Regions from separate parts of the Mus musculus genome. Here region 2 is linked to region 1. A link is a loop called in an ENCODE intact Hi-C map of the cell type or tissue named here. Cell type or tissue: left cerebral cortex. All regions are shown on one strand. Links, peaks and the distances in the headings refer to the core of each region. The heading gives the core; the rest is flanking DNA.

What was found. Hi-C counts contacts between places; a loop is a spot of excess contacts. Peaks named below come from ENCODE experiments on the same cell type or tissue, not always from the same donor. Only the 100,000 strongest peaks of a DNase experiment are listed, where the experiment ranks them.
Region 2: a loop joins it to region 1, with 5 times the contacts of the local background. A loop is called at or near these places in 4 of 42 quality-filtered maps.

Annotation. Positions count from the first base shown.
Region 1 is chr3:157,103,409-157,115,915 of GRCm38, forward strand. The region is part of intron 4 of Negr1 (neuronal growth regulator 1); the gene reads left to right. Among named protein-coding and RNA genes, the nearest start is that of Gm24373, 100 kb to the right of the region's middle. In left cerebral cortex, for the core only: a CTCF peak has its summit at 6,146 (motif pointing left); DNase peaks (open chromatin) are centred at 4,955 and 6,132.
Region 2 is chr3:156,554,814-156,567,320 of GRCm38, forward strand. Negr1 (neuronal growth regulator 1) reads left to right here and starts at 6,981. Exons shown (of 7, transcript NM_001039094.3): 1 at 6,981-7,539. The coding sequence starts at 7,382. It overlaps 4930570G19Rik (RIKEN cDNA 4930570G19 gene), which reads right to left and starts at 6,874. Exons shown (of 4, transcript NR_040399.1): 1 at 6,663-6,874. In left cerebral cortex, for the core only: CTCF peaks have their summits at 7,197, 8,803 and 9,316; DNase peaks (open chromatin) are centred at 4,796, 5,185, 5,342, 5,545 and 8 more places; H3K4me3 peaks cover 6,133 bases; H3K27ac peaks cover 4,842 bases.

The DNA of each region.
Region 1 (12,507 bases), core at 2,440-10,439:
ACCAATCTGATATTCAAAGTAACCAAGAAAGAGCCTTGCACTCTGAAACCAGGAGTCAATGGATTCTCACAGAAAGAAAGGTAGGAGGGAAGTCTCTAAGACTCAGCTTGTTTCCACTTCTGACATCATGACTTCCAGTATTGACTTTATAAGAGAGATACTTGGCACAGTTCCAAGATAGAACCCACAATGGTTTAGAAAAAGTTGATAAACATCTCAAAGACAAATTGGTTGACAGTTTTAGACTTTATATGCCTTATGGCAAATTTGCAGTTGTTTGACATAGTACCCACATAAAACATGTAAAAAGATGAAAGTGTTGTATTTTGGTCAAAATTTATTGACAAACACAGGAAGCTGCATGTGACCATAATCTGACCTTTGATCTAGAACTTTAAAAATGGGGAATTAACCAGCAAATATTTTTCTTGATTTTCTACATAAAATGACAAATCACACTACTTTTTACCAAAGACTGGCAAATTAATTATGTAAGGAATGACAGAGATAAGATATATAAAAAGTAGTTGTATCTCTGAGAATAAAGTTAGATTTCATCGTTACATTGTTTGGAGCAGAATCTGTATACTCAAGGACGTCCTTGAACTCCTGGTCCTCTGAATTCAGCCTTCCAAGTTCTGTAATTACACCCATGATCCACCAAGCTGAACAGAAAACACAGCTTCATAAACAACTATTTCTTGAAAACTTGGTTGAAATAAGATAGCACTGTTTTTTGCACAATGGAAGAGTGCAGGCTTAGCTCTGAGATGAGAAATATTGTGCTTTGCATCTTACTTCATTTGGAGTCTGTGAATTATCTCCTGGAATCCCTCATCTCACTGTCTATAAAACTGCTGACATCATAAAAGTGTTATTGACTCCAACTGAGAGAACTCCTAGAACTTCTGGAATCTGGTTTCCATACTCCAAGAATTTACAGGAAATTATCCACTTGTTGGGCAAGTTAAATTTTAACAGTGAAAGCTGAAACAAAAATGTTGGTGCCACCTTATAAAATCACTGGTATTAAATAAGATATTGTGTAGGTGACCACCTGGTATGACCCCTGTGAGGGCTTAAAGAATATTAGACACTGCTGTATTTCTGTTGTTATTAAAAAGGAAAGTGCAGGGAGTAGAGTTGTCCAAGGATTTCATTGCTGTGATGAGCACCATGACCAAGGCAACTTATATAAAGGCAAACATTTAATTGGGGCTGGATTACAGTTTCAGAGGTTCAGTCCATTATTATCATGGTGGAAAGCATGGTGGCCTGCAGGCAGACATGTTACTAGAAGAGCCATGAGTTCTACATCTTGATCTAAAGACATCCAATAGGAGGCCTGTCTTCCCACAGGCAGCCAGGAGAGACTCTCTCTTCTTCACTTGATGGAGCTTGAGCAATAGGAGCCCTCAATGCAGGCTTACACAGTGACAGACTTCTTTCAATGCCACACCTACTTTAACAAGGCCTAATAGTGCCACTTCCCATGGGCCAAGCATATTCAAACCACCACAGGTAACCATGAGGGATTCCATATGGCCAGCATTGGAATGCAACAAATGCTGACTTGGGGACTGAGTCATTCATTTGTCTCAGAGAGAGGGGATACACAGGGCAAGGGCATCTGAGATGTCAACCAGAGAGAAGCATAGAGTGTGCAAGGGTCTGCCTATGATCCTGTCTAGAGAACTCATACATTTCTTATGCAGGCCTTAAAACAACCCTGTTCAAAAGAATCAATAACTTTGCTGAGGTCATGTGAAGGGTAAGCTAACTTTGTGAGAGGTGAGATGACTGAGAGAACTTAGTTGGTTTGGGCCGTGCAGATGGAAAGACTCAAACTCTAGTGAATTTTATCCCTATAAGGAGGTCAGGCATTTCTCTTTTACTGTAAATATTTGTCCCAAATTAATTCCTCAACAAAAACCTAGTCTTATATTTCACATTCTTTGTCATCCCAAAGATATTTTAATACCAACCGTGGGCCAGGCATTGTGTGGGAACTGACATATCTCAATAAAGAAAACAGATAAAGATACCTTATGGGTTTCTGAGGCACTGTGCGGGGATTGAAATATCTCAATAAAGAAAACAGATAAAGATAAGTTATGAGTTTCTGTTTGTTTGGGGGGAAGTATTTTTAAGATCAAGTTAAGAATGCATTATCTAAACAATGTTAATATTTCCCTTGGAGGAACAAAGTCATTTCTTACCTAATTATCACTCTAGTTCCCTAAATAAAGATATTAAGCAGAGAATGCCTTGAATCATTAAGAACCACCCTGAGCACACACAGCTGCCATTAGCTGAGATCCACTCTTTAAATGGCCTTTCTTCCCTACACCAAATATGATTTTGTTTTAGAGAACACATGATAAGAGGACATTTACTTCAATCAAAGCTGAGGGAAATAGACCTTTAAAAACAAAGCCCCCGTTGTTCAAAGTTTGTTTTTTTGAAATATTCAAAGCTCAAAAGAAAAAAAAAGAAACCTTCATGAAGCAGAAAGCTTGTTTGACCTTTACTCCCTAACCGTGATAAAAACACGGGTTCTTTTGTAATAAGGCAGACACAGGCTACATTTCAAGATTTGTTATTTCTGTAATTCCATGTTGACAGGTTCAAACTGAGTTTTAAAATGTGATACTCGTTCCTACTAGTTCTAAGTTCTGAAGATAAAGAGCTGGTGTGTGCAGAACAGCTGGATCTAATTAGAATCCAAACTTCTGACTCCATTTGATCCAACTTCCCCATCTGTCTGGAGTCATTTCACCATAAATAGTGCAAGCTCTTAATTCCAGTCAATACCAGAAAACCCTGATAATCGCAGATCCTGTTATTCAGGGTCGCTGACATTTCTGTTGATCATCTTAGCATTTTACATGGGCTGACTCTGCAATTTAGAGTTTCCCCATCAATGACCAAGGAAGAGGGAAACAAGGATTTCGTGCTATGTAACTGTGTATTTGTTTTTAATGGGGATATCACCCAGTCTGCTAAGTGCTTGTTACCCGAGCATAAAGAACCCGGTCTTGAACACCAGATCCACGAAGAGCTGGGCATGTAGCATGTCTATGTAATGACAAGATTAGGAGGATCCTTGGCACTGATTATTCAACAAGTGTCAGGCCAATGAAAGACCTTGCCTTAAAGAAAAGGTGGGTAGAAACTGATGACTGACACTTGAGGTTGATCTCTGGCTTCTAAATACATTTGCACACACACCATCACATCAATGAGCTCATACACAAATCCTTAAAGTACTGAATTTAAGAGCACACTATTCTCTAGTTCTACCCATCCCTATCTTCATGTTTAATAGCTGTGTTTCATGCCTTGTATGGAGTGTGTATAACCCTCAACATGACTCTTTAAATAGTACATTGTAGTTTTAATAGGCAGATAGAATTAAGAATGTTACCCAGGGCCAGGCAGTGGTGGCACAGGCCTTTAATCCAGCACTTGGGAGACAGAGGCAAGCAGATTTCTGGGTTTGAGGCCAGCCAGGTATAAAGAGTGAGTTCCAGGACAGCAGAGAAACCCTGTCTCAAAAAGAAAAAGATCAAAAGCAAACACACAAACAACAAAAAGAGAATGTTACCCAGGTAAAATTCAGAGTCCTTTGTACCAAGCCAATTGATTTCAGAAGTGGAGACTGAGGGTCTTGGAAGAAGAAATTACCCAATTCCCAGCCAATGGTCAGACTGACTGGAGCAGGAAACTGCTGGGGGAAAAGCCTCTCCTGCCATGTATATAGGCTCACTTCTTAGGTCATGTAAGTTTGTTGTCCATCCTAGCAACCAGAGGGTGAAGAGAAAAAGATTATTTGCCCCAAAAAATTCCTATAAGCATTTTTAGAATCTATGGCCCTACACATCTATGTATAAGGCTTGGTACCTTGTTTACATGGATGCCATTTGTAGCCTGTTCACAGATCAACATTCTTTTTAGTGGCTAAACAGTGCTTTTTGTGTCTGTGTAAGTACTAGAATTTACAAGGCTATTTCATTGTGTGGGAAGTCACCTCCAATTTGCTTATACAAATCCATACCAACCTTATTCATCGCTCTTTGGCACACATCAGTCTACATCTGATTGGAATCTATGTGTCATCAGAGATATACTTTTAACCCTCATAACCTGAGTTGCAAAATTGTCTTCTGAAAATAATCCTGAGTAACCATAATAATTGTGCAAACCCTAATATAATTCATGACTCATTTTAACATGAAAGGTTGTTTTCTGTATTTACAAAACATTCTAGATATTATTTTCTAAGAATCTCATGTTTGATTAATAAAATATATCATTTTATTTTTATTTGCATCAATTAAAATGATACAGGATGTCTTTCACAGTTCTTGAACATGCATACATATAAATATGTATGTATGTGCTTATATAACAGTAGAAAGAGAGCATTTTTAATAACTGTTTATAATAACGGAATCTTGGTGTGGCTGAGATACACAGTAGCGAGTGCAAGAGAGAAAACAGAATATTTCCAAACCTGCTTATTTGATGATAAATAGGAAAAATCATGCTCATAGAATTATTAAAAACATGTGGGGGGGGGCTGTACACAGGCCTCAGTTTGTAGAATACTTGAGTAGCATATGCAAAACCCTGGGTCTGGCTCCCCAGTGCCAAGTACACATCGACCCTCACACTCAGAAGGTGGAGGAAGGAATGTCAGGAATTCAAGACCACCCTCAGGTAGATAGTGGGTCTGAAACCTGAGCTACACAAAACACCATGTGAAAACAAAACAAAACAGGGAAATGCCTGTGAAAATAGATAGTGGGATGCCCATGCATTTGTGCATTTCTGCATGTGCATCAGAAGTTTTCAGTGGAAATCCAGACACTGCTCCTGGGTTGGACAGTGAGACTGCGCAGTAGACACTGAGCCACAGAGTGCTCCGCTCCATCTTCTCCAGGCAGAGAAAGCAGAATTAGAAGGCAAGCCTCCAACTCCAGCTGAATGCTGAATGCTTGAAGCCTTTCAAGGTTGAGTAGACTCCATTGTCTCCTGGATGAATCACTTGCCTTCTCTGAAACTCAGTTTTGCCATCTTTAAAATGAGAGGACAGAGATGAATAAACAGAACTCTTTGCTCTCATAAAGAATATTGGGTTTCATATGCATAAAGTTTCATTCTCCAGTTATGTTTCTAGAACAGCACTGATCTTAATTTAAGGAAAACAAGATCTGTGTATCCCTGTATATGCAGCTTAAGGGAGTTGAACCACTTTCTTCTACCCTATAGTCAGGTGACTTAGAAACCAATCTTTTTTTTTTTTTTTTTTTTGCCTTAAATTGAATTTTCTGAACAAAACTATTTCTTGGCCAAGATGATTTATAAGATATTTTAGACCCTAAAGCATTCTAAGAAAGTCATAAACATCTGTGAATGGAGACAGTGCCAGCTGACTACATATTTCTTTATCTCAAGAAAAACCTGTGGGATATGTTAAATGCCATTTTTCATTGGAATGGAAAAGCCCTTCATTGTTTTTCCACATAGATATTAGAAGTGTGCATATATACCTTAATCTGTGAATATATGTGTGCTGCCACACATATGTATGGCTTATATTTTTAACTTAACTTGTTATAACTTATTTTTATGTAGATGTGTATAAATGCACACAAAGTGGGTTCATGTGAATGTAGAGGCCAGAGGTCAACCCCAGGCATCACTCCTCAGTAGCTGGCTTTCTTGTTTTTTGAGACAAGAGCTCCCATTGAGGTCTTGAGCTCAGCGCTTACTCTCAGGTGCTTACAGAAAGCCCCTTGGGAGCCTCCTATTCTGTCTTCTCAGCAGGGAGATTGGAAGGGCTGAGATCAGGCCTCCATTCCTGCAAAGCAAAAACTTTATAAAGGATCATTTTAGCTCATACTTTGCAGATAACATTTGAAGAAGCCATGGCATAAAAATCTGGTTTTGATTTTTAAAAGTGCATTCATTTTAGTGTGTGTGTGTGTGTGTGTGTGTGTGTGTGTGTGTGTGTGTGTGTGTGCTGTGCTGTGCTGTGCTGTGCTGTGCTGTGCTGTGCTGTGCTGTGCTGTGCTGTGCTGGCACATAAAGATCAGAGCACAACTTTAAGAGTCAGTTCTCTCCTGCCCCCTTGTGGGATGTAGAAATGGTACCTAGGTAGTCAGGCCTGTATGTAAGCACTTCTCTCCTTGGAGAAATGCAGGCAGCCCAACAGACTCATTTCCTACAAGTGCATCAGTGCACAACAGGGTGCTATGTGCTGGGTGTCCATACCACTCAGAGGCAGGTCATTTATGTTTATAGTCAAGATATGAACACTTTGTGCATTTAAGATGCCAATAAGGTTGGGTTCTATCTGACATTCAGGCCCTGTCTTTTGTTTCATTTGTTTCTGGAAACAGTGGCATTCATTGTAAAGAGACAATGAGGGGCACATTGCAGAGGACCTGAGGGAAATGGCAACAGGGCATTCTGTCTATCGGCCCAGGGCAAAGTCCTCAAGTGTAACCTGGGTGTTCACTGCATCCAGTTGACACATGAGGATGCTACTCCCTAGTGAAGATTCTATAATTTCAGGGCACTCTCACAGGATCAAACTTCTGGAACTCGCTCCCATAGCTAGGCTAATGGGCCATGGTTAGAAAAAGAAGACAGCTTTCAAAAGCTGAGCTAAGCAGCAGGGCACCTAACCGATTCTAAAGGCAGAAAATGACTCAGAAAGGAACTCTTTAGCATAGACTTCCAACAGGATAGAGCTCATGAAGAGCGTGAACTCAGTCAAAAGTAGCCTGTCCACAGAGGCTCACAGTGCAGACTTCTGTTATATACTATTTCCTTACACTAACATGACATGGTTGAAACCAACATATTCTGAAAGTAATAATTATTTCTGCTCATGATTGAACACCATAGCCATAACTAACTAGTGCCTCAATTAAATTAGCCACAGCCTGTTTCTATAATAATAATAACTATTATTATTAAGAACCCTTTAAATTAATAAATGAAATTATGTTGTAATAATACATGATAAATTTTATAATAATTATTACTAATAAAATATTAATGTATCAGTGGCCATGTTATAAGTTCAAAATCATTTCCCTTGTCTAGGAATTGCTTTCTTTGGCCACCATCTAAAGCTCTGGATTCATGTTGAAATGTCCCTGTCCTCTCCAGGATGCAGCTGTAGCCACATAAGCCATCTTGCTGGAGTTATCCCCTACCTCTGGTCAATGATAACAGATGTAAGAAAGATTCTCCAAATCCCTCTGTCACCATGTGTTCTGTCTTAGGTTATCTTGTTGCATTCTAGTGTAAGAGAGACAGAGTGACCAGCATCCTGATGTCTCACCTGAGGCCCATCTTACCTGGAGGATATCCATTAGTTCTGAGTACTTCTGGTGGATCTTCCTGAGTGATGAGTGTTGTGATCAATTTCCATGTGGAGTCTGTTGGGGGTTACCAGGGCTTCTCGTTTCTTGGAAGAGATGTTATGCCTGCCCAAAACCACCCATCCATCCAGACCAGAGAAAATGACACAGGAGAAAATTAAATTCTGCTAAGATTCACTGTCATCGTACACTATGCATATTCATTTATATGTGTGTTCATCTCTGTCTCTCTGTCTCTCTCTCTGTGTCTCTCTCTCTGTCTCTCTCACACACACACATACACACACCCACACCCACACATATGTATGTATATGCTTGAAATAACTAAGAGTACAGCAATAGTCAAAAATGTTGCCATAGCCATATATCCAGAAGATGTTCCAACTGGTAAGAAAGACACATGCTCCACTATGTTCATAGCAGCCTTATTTATAATAGCCAGAAACTGGAAAAAACCCAGATGCCCCTCAAGAGAGGAATGCATACAGAAAATGTGGTACATTTACACAATGGAGTACTACTCAGCTATTAAAAAGAATGAATTTATGAAATTCCTAGGCAAATAGATTGACCTGGAGGGCATCATCCTGAGTGAGGTAACCCAATCACAAAAGAACTCACATGATATGTACTCACTGATAAGTGGATATTAGCCCAGAAACTTAGAATATCCAAGATACAAGATACAAAGCACATGAAACTCAAGAAGAACGAAGACTAAAGTGTGGACACTTTGCCCCTTCTTAGAATTGGGAACAAAACACCCATGGAAGGAGTTACAGAGACAAGGTTTGGAGCTGAGACAAAAAGATGGACCATCTAGAGACTACCATATCCGGGGATCCATCCCATAATCAGCCGCCAAAGGCAGACACCATTGCATACACTAGCAAGATTTTATCGAAAGGACCCTGATAGAGCTGTCTCTTATGAGATTATGCCGGGACCTAGCAAACACAGAAGTGGATGCTCACAGTCAGCTATTGGATGGATCACAGGGCCCCCAATGGAGGAGCTAGAGAAAGTATCCAAGGAGCTAAAGGGATCTGCAACCCTATAGGTGAAACAACAATATGAACTAACCAGTACCCCCTGGAGCTCGTGTCTCTAGCTGCATATGTAGCAGAAGATGGCCTAGTTGGCCATCATTGGAAAGAGAGGCCCATTGTTCATGCAAACTTTATATGCCTCAGTACAGGGGAACGTCAGGGCCAAGAAGTGGGAGTGGGTGGGTAGGGGAGTGGGGGAAGCGTGTGGGGGACTTTTGGGATAGCATTGGAAATGTAAATGAGGAAAATACCTAATAAAAAAAATTTTTAAAAAATGTTGCCATAGCAAACTTTTCCCAACCTTGAGCAAACTATCGCTTGTATTTTTACCATATAAGGTGAGGATGCGGAAAAAAGAACATAATAAAATTCTGGGAAGTAATTCTTCTTTCCTATTAATATTGCAATCCAGAATTGTATGCCCAAGGTTCATGACCTGTGCAGCACAAGGCGGCCAGGCAGTGATTGAGCACGGAAGTTCACGGTCATTACTGAACTTCTCCACAGCACAGTGCCAGCTGATTGACACTGATTGAAACTGAATATCCATTTTTCCTACTCTGTGGAATCTGTCAGAGGACTAAGGACATCATGGATTTATATGTGAGCCTCTTATTTCTAGTATATTCTTCAAATATCCAAAACTACCACACTTTGCTCTTTCTCAGAAAGACACTAAATCTTACCAAGGGTTTCAAAAATGGGTCTTTTGAATATTAAACACACACACACACAGAGAGAGAGAGAGAGAGAGAGAGAGAGAGACAGAGAGAGACAGAGAGAGACAGAGAGAGACAGAGAGAGAGAGATCTAAGGTAAACTTATTTCCCTCATTTATTGCTGCATAAAAATAATTCTTGAAAGATGAATATTTCAGAATAAAATCCCGGAATGTGTAGGACCATATTGTGTTTTGAAAATAGTACCATGAAAGGCGAAGTTAGTGGTGCTAACTGCAATTCCCTAAGCCTCAATTGTCCTCTGCATCAAAGATTCAGCTTTCTGAGGAATTACTGATGTCCTGGGTACTTAGGGCACCATGCTGTGCTTGTGCTCAAAATGGAGGACTTAGCCTATCTAACCCTCAACAAGGAGCACTTCCTGTAATGGATGAGAGCAATTCTATGTGATTTAAAGAAAAATAAAAAAAATATGGTTTGTCTAAAAATAATTCCCAATGGAAATATAATCTAAGACTTCTCAATTTGAAAAAAAAAAAAAGAAGAAGAAGGAAAAACTTGACAGACCACTGCATAAACCCAAATTTCTACATGTCAGTTCCTAATTTAGGATGAGGGCTGGTGCCTAAGAATGCTTCTGGACTGACTGTCGAGGTAGCAAAATGAACAGAGTTCAGAGCTATGCACATGTGGGAAAGCCAGTGGGTGAATTAGGATTCAGGGAATTGTTGAGATTGACTCATTTTCAATATCTACAAAGAAGCCAGTCTGGGGAAGTCAGCAGAAAAGCCTTTTGAGTAAGGACTTCTCTGCTAGTGGGCACACAGAAGGCTACCAGGCCTGGTGACAGTCCTAAAGATAGCAACTATGCCAGGCTCGAGGTGCAACACTTTGGAACCTCTCATTATTGTTCAAAGAAACACAAGCACTGAGACCTGGGTTGTAAGTACCTCTTTAAAGACCCCACACCTTATATTCATTCAACAGACTCTTATTGATAACCTGATAGATGATCAGGGTATAAAAAAAGAAATGTCTTGGCCTAGTTTCTTGGAGCATTCACTATCAAAAGAAGATGAGGAGGAGGAGGAAGATGATGAAGATGAGGAGGAGAAGGAAGAGGAAGGTAAAGAGAGTAACAACAGTGAGTGCTGCCAATGAAGAGAAGGAAGAGGAAGGTAAAGAGAGTAACAACAGTGAGTGCTGCCAATGAAAGCCAAGCAAAATATAAATTATATACTAGGAAGCAATGGGTATTATGGGGGAAAATGTATAGAACAATCAAGAGTAACAAGATGCTGGGGAAGAGTGTGCCATGGACTCCTCAACACGGGATCATTGAAAAGGTATATCTGAGCAGGGACGTGAAAGGGAGGCTGTTGGTGGCCTGGCTATCTGGGGAGGCCATTCCCACTTCAGGGATACCCCGCTGCCAAGATGCAAAGCTGACCTACATGAGCTGGACAGCAATGAAACGTGATTAAGGAGCAGCAGAGGCTGCAGGTCATAGGCAGCACAGTGCTGGATTGGGAGCTATCAGAAGGCTGTCAGCTTTTGCTCCCAATATCAAGTAGCACTCACTCTGGGTGCCTGGAATGGCATCAGTGCTAGAAGAGAAGAACACCCCACTGTTTGTTGTTCTGTTTCCTGTGGCTTTTTAATGGTTTTCATCAGGAAGCTTACGATCATGTTTCCATATGTAATAGGAACTGTCACCAGTTGTTTATGCATTTAGATTTGATTTTGTTTTCTACAAAAATTCATGAGGAAAGCTAAGAAATAATTTCTACTAACTTTCTATTCCAAAACATGCCAAGTATCAGTCCTGGAGATTTTCTGCTGGCCCTCAAATGGCGCTGGATGGCTTATAAAGTCTTTTTGGATTTAGGGAAATTACGACATTTGTGAGCTTCAATTCCAAGAAGCCTGGAATTTACAAACTACAGCAACCACCAGTGTGCATGGACATTTGTTCGCAGAAGCAGCTATCTTAAAAACAATGGTGTCTTGCCTCTCTTTCTTCTGATTCTCCCCTGTGCCAACGCTGCTTCCTAGAAGAGTTTTTGAAAACACATTGCAGCAACATAATAAGCTGACATGATGTATGTCTCTCAGACAACAGCCAGGTGGAGTTAAAAAGCTGGTGAAATATTTGTCCAATTATACTTTTGCAGTCTGAATTTTAACTGTATTCTCAAAGTCTACTACTAGTTTGTGAACATTCCTTTTTTTTTTTTTTTTCCTATCCTAAGCTATTTCTCTGAATCACTGCATGACCAATGTCACCTCAGTAAAAGGCTGTTTAGTCTAACTCACACACACGGATTTCTTGCCTGGGTCCATGGCATTAATATATTTTATCAACTGCGGCCCACACATGTGTTCACAGCCTTACATCATTGCAGCAAAAGCTGAGGGGATTTTGTTTCCCATCAAAAGGAAAAGGAGGTGATCAGGGATCTGAGTGGAGTTCCAGCATCTTTTTCTCCCACTAAAAATTTTTGTTATGCGTTATCATTTCTCTTCATCCCATGTTGAGACAGTTGCAGTCGGTTGGGCACTTGCTCTGCATCCCAAGCTGCAGTCATTAGTAGCAATGCCTGTTATGAAGGGCTGGCTTTGTCAGAGCTGAGAGCCCAGCCCTCCACTGCCCCAGCCAGTCTTAGTGGAGCTGCTCTTGGATGTGCGGGCAGGCTGGTTATTCTGCTCCTGCCTCTCATTTGAATAGAGGCCAGAAACACTGCCAATTATATGATGATGACAAATGGGAGCCTGGACTAGGCACCACACTCACTAGCCTTATTTCCTACAGCCCAGAGCATATGGATCACTCCAAGTAAGTGCTCAGGGAGTGCAAATTAGTGAACCTTGCAGAGAAGCCCAAATGAGCAAGTCTGCTAGTTTGTTCCTGCTGCATGTCATCCTGTCACTTCTCAAGTAACCCAAGAACATCTGAACTATTCTTATCCCAGGGCTCTGCTCAAGAGAGGCCCTGTGCTACTACTGTAGACGCTTCTCAGCACTGAAGGGCCCTGTCAGCTGTGTGCTACCTGCCTGCATTCCAAAGGACGAGTTGCTTTCTGATGTCAGCCAGCCACACACCACACACACCACGACCATGCCCCTCTACACCAGAGCTAAACCTGAGATCGGCATTTCCTCCATCCCCTAGACTCATTTGGGAAGGTCTGCACATTTAAGAGGTGTCAAGAGCCTTCTTCCTTTCTTCTCCTGAGGGTTTGTGTTCATCTCAGCCTTATTTGGTTACAAATAAATGCCCTATGGCAGAAGGACCAATTTACAGCCTATAGAGAAAGCTGCCAGTACCATCCACTGCAGTCTCAATGTACGTGTGTGTGTGTGTGTGTGTGTGTGTGT
Region 2 (12,507 bases), core at 2,324-10,323, 550 kb before region 1:
ATGGTTAGGGATAGCTATTGCCTGCCCAGGTATGAGCTTTCTCTGGTGGTGAGGCCTGTACTCACCATGACCTGCAGCAGCAATCCAAACATCCAGCAATTAAATATAGGGTGCATCTGATATTCTGGAAGGAGCCCTAGATATTGGACAGACTCATATCTTTGCCTTGCTACAGCTGAAAGGGAGCTCAGAGGCATAGTTGTCACTGGCATTTCATCGTGGAGTGTCTGTGTGCTGATGAGACTAGAGGCTTCGTCCACTTGTCCTCCAGTTCACACTCGGGTGCTGAGACTGTTCATCCTGGAGGTACTGGTGTGATGCTTTGCTTGTCACTAAGAATTTGTACTTTTTCATTTTTTCTTCCGCAGTGGACTTTTTCCTGAAGTAGCTGTTGGTAAGCTCGGCGAAGGCAACAGTGATGGTGGCAAGGGTGATGGTGGCAGTGATGGCAACTATGATGATGAAGACAACAAGAATGATGATATCAATGGGCATTATATGTTTTCTTTGGAGAAATGTCTGGGTCTACTCACCCTGTGTCCAGTTTTATCCAGTTATCTTCTTTCCTGTCATTGAATTGTAAGCACTCTGTCTTAGTCGGGGTTTCTATTCCTGCACAAACATCATGACCAAGAAGCAAGTTGGGGAGGAAAAGGTTTATTCAGCTTATATTTCCATACTGCTGTTCATCACCAAGGAAGTCAGGACTGGAACTCAAGCATGTCAGAAAGCTGGAGCTGATGCAGAGGCCATGGAGGGATGTTCTTTACTGGCTTGCTTCCCTGGCTTGCTCAGCCCGCTCTCTTATAGAACCCAAGACTACCAGCCCAGAGATGGCACCACCCACAAGGGGACCTCACCCCTTGATCATTAATTGAGAAAATGCCTTACAGCTGGATTTCCTGGAGGCATTTCCCCAACTGAAGCTCCTTTCTCTGTGATAACTCCAGCCTGTGTCAAGTTGACACACAAAACCAGCCAATACACGCTCTTTATAAATTTTGAATATCACTCCACCATCAAATATGCAACCTGGAAATGCTTTCCTTATTCTGTAGGCTCCTTTACTATTTCCACGCCTTTTGGTTTTGAAAGGTATTTAGACTGACATAATATGTACCGTTGATTTTTGTCCCAGGACTTTGATGTGATATCTCAATCGTCTTCAAAGTGAGTACCAAGGAACAAAGATGGGTTCCGATCCTGTCTTTAGATATTTCATCTATTTGAGTTTATTTTATTTTAGTACACTGTCAGATAAAGGTCAACTGATATTCGATGATCTGAGCACTATCTGTTGAACTTTCGTGCACCATTGTTGAAACGTACCCTGGTGTATTTGTTTAGCTTTGTTTTCCAGACCCTGTATTATTACATCATTTAATGTACACACTACACCATAACTCTCTTCATGGGGATAGGCTTATGACTTTAAATGAGAAGGTATCCGGGCCCCAACTTGGTTACCATGCCCAGTATTTATTAGCAGTGATATTTTAGTCTTGTTGCCAACTGACTTGGTATAGGATCATGAGAGACTGAGGATTGTGTCCCCGAGTTTTTTAGAGAGGATCAGCTGATGGGAAAAGACTCAGCCTGAAGGCTGGTGGAAAGATCCACAGGCTGGAGACCTGGATGCTGTAGAAGAGGAAACAGCAAAGATGCTGGCAGCAGAATGAACACCCTCAGGACCAGGAGCTGAGGAACTCTGCTATTTTGAGTAAACTAATGGAGGTGATACAGATAGAGTTCTTGGGGGGTGTTTGGGAGCAGGTGACTCTCTCTACAATATGTATAGAAGTGTATACACAGCCCAATGCTTTATTAAAGTTTCCTTTAGTATGTTTCTTAAAGTGATTGTTTTCAGAACAAAAGAAAACAGTGTAACAAATCTGGTAGGCTATTGTAAATTCTGAAAGGTTTTCATATAGTTTGTTAAATTTCAGACATGGGCACTTTCCTCTAGTCTTCACTTTTTTATGAGCATCATAATCCACACAGCAAGAGTTACAACAGTTCAGAGGTTTCTAGAATTCCTTTTGACTTTTTAACCTATTTAATTATCGATGGTTTTCATGTTTCTCTTTTACAAAATTAGGAGTAATAATTATTCCAAATGAAAGCTGCCAATTCCAGTCAAAATGCCGTAAGTTTACAAAGTAAGCAGCCCTCTTTCACAGACACGAAAGACAGAGAAAGTGTCAAAGAACAAAGGAAGAAGGAGGTAGTTATAAAGACAGTAAATGCACAAAATAAACATGTTTATATTGAGTAAGAACTTTTGACAAATTATGAAATAGAACAATAAAATGGTATACTTATTTGGGAATATAACATTATTAGTTTTTCACCATATAATTGAAAACATCAAATTTGATGTTTCTGTTTTAATTCATATACCAGATGCTCCTACAAACTTTTGAAAGTGAAAAGGATCATTAAGATTATTACATGAAAGTTATTGCTTATAACCCATGAAAATATGCAATGAAATGTAGTTAAATCTCTCATCTTACAAGCAAAAAAGAATAAAGATTTTAGTGTTTGAGAATGTTTTTTCTCTCATACTTAGATGATTCCCAGTTGAAGTTCTTAGATTACATTTGTGGCATCTCTCTGGAATGTGGGGAACTTTGGGGAACAACTTGGGCACCATCCCCACCCACCCTAGCAGCTCAGAGACCTCTGTGCTGCTGTGACTCACTGCTTAGATGGAATGACACCACCACTAGCCAATAACTCCCCTCCCTTTTATTTGATATTCATTTCTCAGTCTGCCTACCCTGTAGGTCTAATGTAAGAAAGACGGGCACAGAGGCACCTCTTCCTGGAAGGCAGTTAATTACTTAAAGCTGAGACTTGTCATTTTAACTCTGATCTAAATCTAAGAGGTCCCTCCCCTTCACCTCCTTCACCATAGCCATTAGCAAAGAACCACACGTGGGGAAAGCACACATAGCACACACTAAGAAGAGCTGGCCACAGTGTATGGCCACAGCACAGTACACGAGGGACATGATAAGGAGTTCAGTTGGGGCTAATTATTACCCCCCTTCCATTCATCTAACTGGATCTCCTCAAGGAATCAGGGCCAAGAATCTGCTAGATGAGGAGTACTTCTGTCTCTGTAAACTTCAAGGCAGTATGGGTGTGGGCCACAGCACTGCCTCATCAGTGTGTGTGCGCACTCTCAAGTGCGTGTGTGTGGGGGGGCAGGGGGTTCATACACAAATGTCTATACTTATGACCTCTGACTGAATGGTCAGTTCTTAACTTGCAATGGTTTGCTTCTGTGAGGCAGGATATTTAGCAATGTCAGTGAATAATAGCACAGTGGCTAAGTCCTGGTGCTGTTAACTTTTACCTACTGAGGTTGCAGTGCTACTGAGTGAGCATTTACCAAAGCAATCCTAGTTGCCTGTTTCCAAATTTTTAAGGGGGCTAGGCTGAGAATCTCTAATAATTCCCTAAGGGTGGTGGTTCTGTTGGTTTGTTTTTAATGTTTCACAATGACTTGAAAATCCATCAAACTTAAGCCTATTTAACTCAAAATGAATCACTGTGCAAGTGAGAGACCCTTAGCCTGGTTGGACAGTGCTCTGACTGATGCCTTCAAGAACTACAATATACTCTTACTCTCAGGGCTTTCAAGTGGATGCTAGGTCCTGTCCTGCCTAAGATTTTTCTGCCCTATATTTTCATAATATCGATCTCATTTGCACCACCAAACCTTAAATGAAAATTCTAAAGACATAACAGTCTCCTTTCCAATATACCACGGAGTGTTTAAAAACATAGGCCATAGGTAAGAGGAAAAATCAGTGTAAACCGATGGACAAGTATCTACCATCACTACTTGGCTCTACATGGCTGTTCCACATCAACTCCATATTGGTACTTTCAATTCTTTATATGGAGGAACTTGAGGTTTAGAAACAGCGAAATGCATGCTTACAAAGTAAGACACCCCATGATATCTGACCTGGGTACCATCCCATGACATCCTCTCAGGTAGTCACCATCCATTTGAAGACAGTGTGGCCTTCTATTCTACAGGTAGGGTTTTCTACCATTTTCATTTTCTTACATGGTTTTACTCTATAGTTTCCTCAACAGGAGCAAAGAATTCCAGAGTTTATATCTCTACTGGGAAGAATTCAGAGGCCTCAGAAGCAAATGCTAGGAAACCTGAAAAATACCCTCAGATGTGAACCCTCAGAAGGGTCAAATGGTAAGCCTGCAATAACATGAGGATAAACTTATTTCCCATTTCCCTGTTTAATCAGAGGGCAGCATAAAAGCACTGGGCTAGAGCAACTGCCTGACATGCATTCCTTAATTGTGACATACTTACAAATAAACTCTAAGATCGCAACATTTATCACCTTGGCTTCTCTTTTGCTTACATTGGTTCTGTAAGAGTTAAGTATTTTCTGATCATCGACTAGAAGCCCAGATAGAAACCAGAAAGAGGAAAGGAAACTCATTGCCTTTAAATAGAAGTGGCTCCAGTTTCGGTCTAGGAGCCTGAAGGGTTGTTGTACATATTAAAATTGCTGTAGAGCTCACTCCCTGGCCACAGAATCCCCCCATCCTATCCAACACCCCCCACTACCACTGCTGAAGATGTTAGTTAGTCTCTGGGGAAAGCAGTTAGGAAAGGATGTCTTTCAGTGGCTTGTACTCTGAAGGCGCTGGCTCTTCCATCCCTGCATACAATATCCTTAAACTTTGGCTCAATGCCAGAAACTGAGGCTTCTGCCTCTTTTCATTGGCGTCTAGTTTATCGATAGCGAAATAATACCGCATGGAACTAGTTGGCCACGTAGTGGGAAGTCAAGCCTTCTAATACCTCGTTTGTCCTAGATAATTTTAAGCTTTATCCAGAGTGCACTGCCAAGAATGTTAAATGAAGTACACAAGAGGAGAGCTTTAGGTATCTGGCATCAATATTAGTGGGAGGCTGCCATTTGACAATAATTTCCCTAGCACAGCAGACGGTAAAGAAAAATGTTTTCATTCATCCGCAAATGACTAACATTTTATTGATGTTTCGAAATGCGGCTGAATACTACCGCACTTTCAATTCCCGAGCGGGTTCTGAGAATTAAGCCTGAATACTAATCACATCAGTAGCTCCTGCTGCAAACCTCTCCGTTAATTGCTGAGCCTCGCAGGGAATCTTCTGCAGGGTGGTGATGTTGCTTAGAGGCTCCTGGATAGTCAGTCTGGGTGGTCCCGGGTGATGTGAATTGCTGGCCCTACCCCATCTATCCTTAGACAACGTGATAAATAAAAATAAAAAATAAAAAGCCACCTTGGGTACCACCAACATCTATGACTCCTGCCTGCCTCATCAAGAGCTCAGTCTGGGGAGGAAGCCGGATGCTGACCCCTGCAGAGATCCTTGCTTCAGTGCGCTCTGCCGCGGGGCCCTGCTGGCGTTCAGAAAAAAATAAAAGAATAAAATAAATAAATAAATAAATAAATAAATAAATAAATAAAGGAGTTCAAATGAGCACCAGTGAAAGACGAATGTGTTTTGTAAATACCGCTACAGGCGGAAGGTGGGGGAAACCAAGTGGTGAGGGTAAGTTATTTCTAACCACCAGCTTCCCAAACTCCTCATGGGCACTGGAATCGCTGTTCTGGATTCAGATTCTCTCATTGATTTGCAAATCGCCTGGAAGACCTCTAGGATCTTAGGGTTGAAAATGAGTGCCAGAAAGGGGGTGGGGGGGGGGGAAGAGTGGACTATGGGGTGACCCCCGTGCCTTGTACCCTGTTTTGCCCTGACCTGGGCGTAGGCTAGCAGATCCGCGGGACACTGCTTGCCCCTTGAGGGGTTGAGGTTACTGCTCAAAGGATGCAGGTCCACCCCAACTGGGAGGCGGTGAAAAAAAAAAATACAACTGGGACTCTTTAAAGCCGAGGAATGCCTTGGCTTCAACCGAATGCGCAAGCCTTCCGCCCAGTAGGCTCAAATGGGTTAAACTGCCTCTTACATAACAGGACCGCCTAGCTCCACACAATTAAAACACTGATTGCAGCCTCCTCCAACTCTGCATCCCAGTAAGGCCCGCCCATCCCTCCCGTTGCGCCTGCGTGTCGCGCGCTCCCGGGCCCAGCACGCGCCCTGCACACTCCATCTCCCTCTCACAAGTGGACACTCTGTGCTGACACCACACGCGCACACACACTCATGCGCAAGTTAGTATCAAGACGCACAGAGAAGGGCAGGCGTTCTCCAGTACGCACAGGCGGACTCACACACGCACTAGCTTTCGGTCGGCATGCCCGAATCACTATACTGTCCCCGTAAAGCAGCAGCGCCGCCACAATCCCTGCTTATCTCCAAGAGAGGGTGAAAAGAAATACCCCCACTAAAGGAAAAATAAGGAACGGAGGGAAGGAAACAGGAAGGGGAGAGAAGAGAGGAGAGGAGAGGAGAGGAGAGGAGAGGAGAGGAGAGGAGAGGAGAGGAGAGGGGAGGGGAGGGGAGGGGAGGGGAGGGGAGGGGAGGGGAGGGGAGAGGAGAGGAGAGGAGAGGAGAGGAGAGGAAGAGAGAGAAGAGAGAGCTAACTGGCAGTTTATTAACAGCGCTATTAGCTAGTCAGGATTAAAAAAAAAATACAAGACAACAACAAAAAAAGCCAACTCACTCAGTCTCAGGCGTCATGATGGCGCCGACCCCAACTTGAGCACTTTAAAGTCGGGGGCCCGAGGAGCCGAAAGCACCAGAGGGCAGGCCTGGCCCTTATGCCCTGACTTCCCAGCCCCGCGGCTCGCAAAGCTCTCTAGTTCGCGCTGCCAAGCCGGACTAGACCTCGGCGTATCCTCAGTCGCCCTAGCTTCCCAGTCCCTCTTCTTTCCTCTTTTTGATCTATCTCTTTCGCTTCTCCGGCCCCCCTCCCTGCCTGGTCCTCCATCCCTGGGCGGGGTTGCTACGGAAACGGCCGCTTGGCAACGCGCGCGAGCCCGGGGGCCGCCGGCCGCTGCTGCGCCCCGCGCTGCCTGCGCCGCCTCCCGCGCTCTGCTCGCAGCCTCGCAGGACGGTGTGCGGCCGCCAGGGATTAGCCACGCTCCGGACGCGGCCGGGCGCCCCGAAGGAGGTGGAGCGCGGTGCCAGGGGGCGGGAGGGGAGGGAGGGAAGGCAAGCTGCAGAGGAGCAGAAAGGAGGCGAGGCCGGGGAAAGAGGGAAACTACGCCCGACAACTAGGGAGGGGGCGAGAAAGAGAAGAAACCCACCCACCCACTCAGAAAAAGGAAAAGAGGAAAAAAAATCTCGTGTGGCGCGCCGCCTGGTTATCGGGCAGCCTCGCCAGCAGCAGGGGGTGGGAGCCGACGCTGCCGGAGAGCGAGCAGCCTGGCAGGCACGGACATGGTGCTCCTGGCGCAGGGCGCTTGTTGCTCGAACCAGTGGCTGGCGGCGGTGCTTCTGAGCCTGTGCTCTTGCCTCCCGGCCGGGCAGAGCGTGGACTTCCCTTGGGCGGCCGTGGACAACATGCTGGTGAGGAAAGGTGACACAGCGGTGCTCAGGTAGGGACCGCGCGCCCTCTCTACACTTGCCTCAGTCTGTCTTTCCGTCCCTTTCCCTCTCTGCACCTTGCTTTACACCCAGAGTGAATCCTGCTGTTGCTCACGAGCAAAAACACCACACCTCAGGCTAGCCACGCATGACCCTTCCTGGGCTTCTCGGACCCCGGGGCAGGGGTCTGGCTGGATTAGGGAGAGAGGGAAAAGCGCTTTCCAAGCAGCCCGGGCTTAGGAAGTGTGGGGCTTGAAGGAGGGGCAGGTGCCACTTTGGAGCCAGGTCTCCGCTCTGCTGCCAGCGGTACTCCAGGAGTCTGACAAGTTTACAGGGCTTGTTTCTGCTTCACTCCGTAAGCGACTTTTCTCAACTGCTGGCTCTGTGCTCCATTTATTTTCCCTCTCACTTGAACAGTAAGATCCAAATATTCCATTCAGCTTTTTTCCCCCTCCTGTAGCTGCTTTCCTTCTGTGTTTCCCTCTTCCTCTGTCCCCTATCCCATTTCTCCAACTCCCTCTTCAGTCACCCCTATTGCCTCCAGTCTCTGGTTTACTCCTATGCTATAGTGTTCCCAGTGTTTCCCTCACACCTTAGTTCCTGTCATTCCTTATTCTCCCTGTTTTTCCAGATTTCCCTTTCCACTAATTTCCGGTCCTCACCATAGCCCTTGTCTTCCCCTCCCAGACCATCATCTGTCTCCAGCTTTGCCTCCCATGCACTTTTCTGTCACACCCACACTCAAGGTCCAGTACCATATTCAGATCCCATAAATCTCGATTTTATGAGCACACTCCCTCTCAGCTCTCCCATCCTCTCATACACTGGCACTTCCCTCCTGTGAGAAATGATTCACACTCAGAACCCCCCCCCCCAGTGTTTAAAGGATGCACACTCCACACTCACTCCACACGTGCACCCCCCAACCCCCAACACACACTTCCCTTTCTCTTCTGTCTGTAGTTTTGCCTCTTGTCTTCCCCTATTTTCACTGAGCTGAGCATGAACAGAGTGTTTGTCGGTGAAAGGTCTCCCTAGCCTGTTTTCCTCAGAAGCCACACTACCAAGTATGCCCAGGGGAAGATTTCCTTTCCCATTGGATATAAATTGATGACCAGTCAAGCTTAGCGCTAAACAGGGCTCCCTGCCCTGCCTTGCTCTTCACTTCCCATAGACCCACCTACACTGTCCCCCTGCCTCCCCCCCCCAAAAAAAAAAACCTGGCTTGCTTTGCCAATATCCCTGGAAGATCTTCACTCTCTCCACTGGGTGGTAGTTTGCTTTTGAGTACAGATTACAGGGAGCCAGTATAATACATGCATGTCTAAGGTGGGGAAGAATGCTTATTTATGGTTGAAACAGGCAACGTTTTAAATTTAAGGATGTAGGTTTCAGGCATGACTTAAAGCTTTTTAATTGTTTTTGAGGCCAATTACACAGGACAATTTTAATATATGCTAATACCTTATTTTAAGAATATATTATTCTTGTTAAGTGTCGGAGAACACAAAAGTAATGCATTTCTGCTACAGTATAGAAGAATAACTTTTCATTTTGGACAAGGGTGAGGCGTGCTTTATCATGGAGCAGCTGAGAATTGAATACCTTTTTACTCATGTTCTTAGTTTCTTTGTAAGTTTGATCATCAGCTTTGGAGGCAAGCTCAGTTACAGAAACTGAAATGTGCGTGTGTTTGCAGTAGCAAATGGCTAAAATATGGCAAGCATTACCGTTTTCAGCCTGAAGGATTTGATCTCTCACTCACATTGTGGTGATAAATCTTGGCAATCCCCTTCGTAATGAGCAGTTTAATAAGTGTTACGGTCAACGGAAGTATCTATCGGGAGCCTGCTCTGCTTCCAGGAGACCTTCACTCTGACAGTGTAGATCTCCAGGCTTGTGGGGAGCATTCTTACAGTGCTGAGTTTGGTGTGCTTCTTGCTTGCTTACAGGCTTCAGACCTCATCCTTGTATGACGAACCTCGAGCTTTGTAGCATTTTAGAGAACTCTCGACTCTCGAAACTTCCCAGTGATATTGTCTATATTTTAAATATCGTCTTTGTCACTGGAAGCAAATTCTATCTGCTTTATTCTTTTACATCAATTTTACAATCCTATAGAAATTCTCTAATTATTGAACTTTTTGATCCCCCAAGATCTAGGGACAATTTTATCATTTATTTATAGAAGATTGCATGTTCATTAAAAACTTGACCATTGCTTTCAGTTTCCTGTGACTTCCTCAGCCTCAGGTATTGACTTTGCTCATGGGCTGATACAGGTGGGCTTGGGGAAGAGCAGATGGTGGCCAGCTCAGGGGACACCCTTTCACTGGAAGTAAATCCATCAGGATATATATATTCAATTTATTGCTGATGCTATCCTGTAACTCACTAGAAAAACAAAACTATACCCCACAAACATGTGGCCCATCCTTATCAAAGTGTGTGAATTGAATCCCTAAGAAAGCACTTACCAGGTCGATATGACAATCTACTGTCTTTTTTATTATTATTACAGCACAATCCTTAAAGCATCTCATTGAGAGTAGAGAGATAACTGTTAGCAAGTATCTTGGAGTGCTAAACCCTGGAGGTGCAGACATGCCAGTTAGGGATGGAGGTGCTCCTGACTGTGAATGAAGGGCCAGGTCAAAGGTCAGCTGGTCCACTTCTGTCTTCAAAGTGCCATGGAGTCCAGTGTTTACGAAAAGAATAGCAAACAACCTAAGCCTTCCCTTGAGTGGAGCTGTGACACAAAGGAAACCCATCCTGCCACTTCCTGCTGTCTGTCACCTTGTAAATGGTCACCACTGTTTAGCTCACCTAGAGGAGGTGCAGTGAGTTCCAGGCTATCACTGTGGTTTCAACTCTTAACCTCTGCCTTTTCAGGATGGCAGGCTCTGCAAGGCACACCCTCTGAGCCACTCAGTAGACCTGTGTAGACATTCCAGGCAAAGGATTTAATGATGCATGTATTCAACAGAGTAACTCTTACATGAACTTCGTATTTTAAAAATAGGTGAATTTCTAGAATACACCCTAGGTTTTTAAAAACATATTACCATCCTTTGTATCGATATAGAATTTGATGTTTGCTAAATTTATCTACATTATTCTATTCCTGATAAAATGTGTTGGTTGGTAAATAGGAAGGTGTGTTTTTTTTTTTTTCTCCAGTCTTCATATTGAATTTTGTAGTGTGTAGCAAATCTGAGTCACTGTGCACCTGGTGACAAGGCAGAGGACAATCAAGGCAAGAACTTCATTAGGACCTAGGGCTGCTAGCCCTGAGGAGCTGAGGCACACTATTGAAATTTACATACAAATCAGATGACTTCTTAGTGTTAAGTAAAACACCAATCAATTACTTTATTCTCACTTTACTGGCAAATGCTGTTGAGTAAACAGGTCAAAGATGCCCCATAGTCTTTGTAAACAGTCACAAATATTTGTATCCTCCCTACAACTGCACAATTCTTTGTTCTGCTCATTGTTTTTCCAGACAGGGTTTCTGTCCTGGAAACTGCCTGTCCTGGAACTCACTTTGTAGACTAGGCTATTCTCAAACTCATAGAGACCTCCCTGCCTCTGCCTCCCAGTGCTGGGATTAAAGGAGTATACTATGCCCAACATCTGTATCATTCTTAAACATGTTTCATTTTCAACTCTTTTTTTTTTTTTTTTGCAACCTGTTTATTCATTCAGCCATTCTGCATGGATCTTGTACATTTTCAGCTGATTTGATATGAATTCAAGATAACTTACTCTGTGCTTGTTATGCTTTTAATCAAAGGAAAGAAAGAAAGAAGGAAGGGAAGGAAGGAGGGAAAGTCTTCCTTACAAGTGATACATTCTGTTACTTTAGCAAAATTAGCACAGCCAGCCCTTCTGTGCACTGGGCTTGAGTGTCAGCGATTGAGCAACATGCTAGGTGACTTTTGGGAGAAGGGCAGGTGACACAAATGTACTAGAGAGCATGTTTCTGTGGAGGATGTCTCTGCTGGAACCACATAACCTTGCAAATAGATTTAGAAATGGTGCCTTGAATATTCGTTCCTGTAGGCCAACACATTTGCTGCTTTTATTCTACATTAAGTAGTCTCGACTGAAAAGCATGCTGTTGGTTACAATAAATGATTTATGTATGAGGAAGTGGAACCACCAATAAATAGAACTCAATTAGGTATCCTCAGGGAAGACCATTGGGATGTCTCCTTGTAAGCTGAGTCCCTCCTGTGCTCCAAAGCAACGTGTGCTCCCAGTAAACTCTTCATCAGCATGGAGATCTTCAATTTATAACATTAAGGTATTATTTAAATGCTTATGTGCTGACTTGGTAGAGTTCTTAAAAACATAATTCCAAAGCTCTTAAAGAAGGAAGGTGCCATACTTAGGTTTAATTGTTGACTTAAGCTACCTGAGAAGCGGGATGCTATGAAGTAATTGCCCCCGTCAGATGGGCCTGTAGGGATGTTTGTGGGGGCATTTTACTTGATTGTTAATTGCTATGAGAGGGCTTAGAGCACATCAGGCAGTGCCATCCCGAGGCAAGCGGGCCTGGGGTGTGTAAGGAAGGATGCTGAATGAGCCAGAGGAGATAAACAAGTCAGTAAGCAGCACTCCTCCTTGGTCTGTGCATCAGTGTCTGCCTCTAGCCTTCTGCATGGAGTCCCTGCCCTGATTTCTCTTGTTGACAGACTGCAACCTTCAAGCCAAATAAACCCTTTCTTCTCCTGAGTTGATTTTGGTCAGAGTAAAACCAGGGCAAAAGTGATAATGGATCATAGTGAGTCAGCCTGGGAAAATGAGTCCCTAGCATAGAGCTGAGAAGTGGTGGAGTGGCATGTGTTGCCATGTGTCATGTATGTATGTCATGTGTGATGGGTCATGTGTGGTTATGTGTCATGTGATGTGCCATGTGTGGCAATGTGTCATATGTGGTGATGTGTCATGTGTGTCATATGTTGTGTCATGTG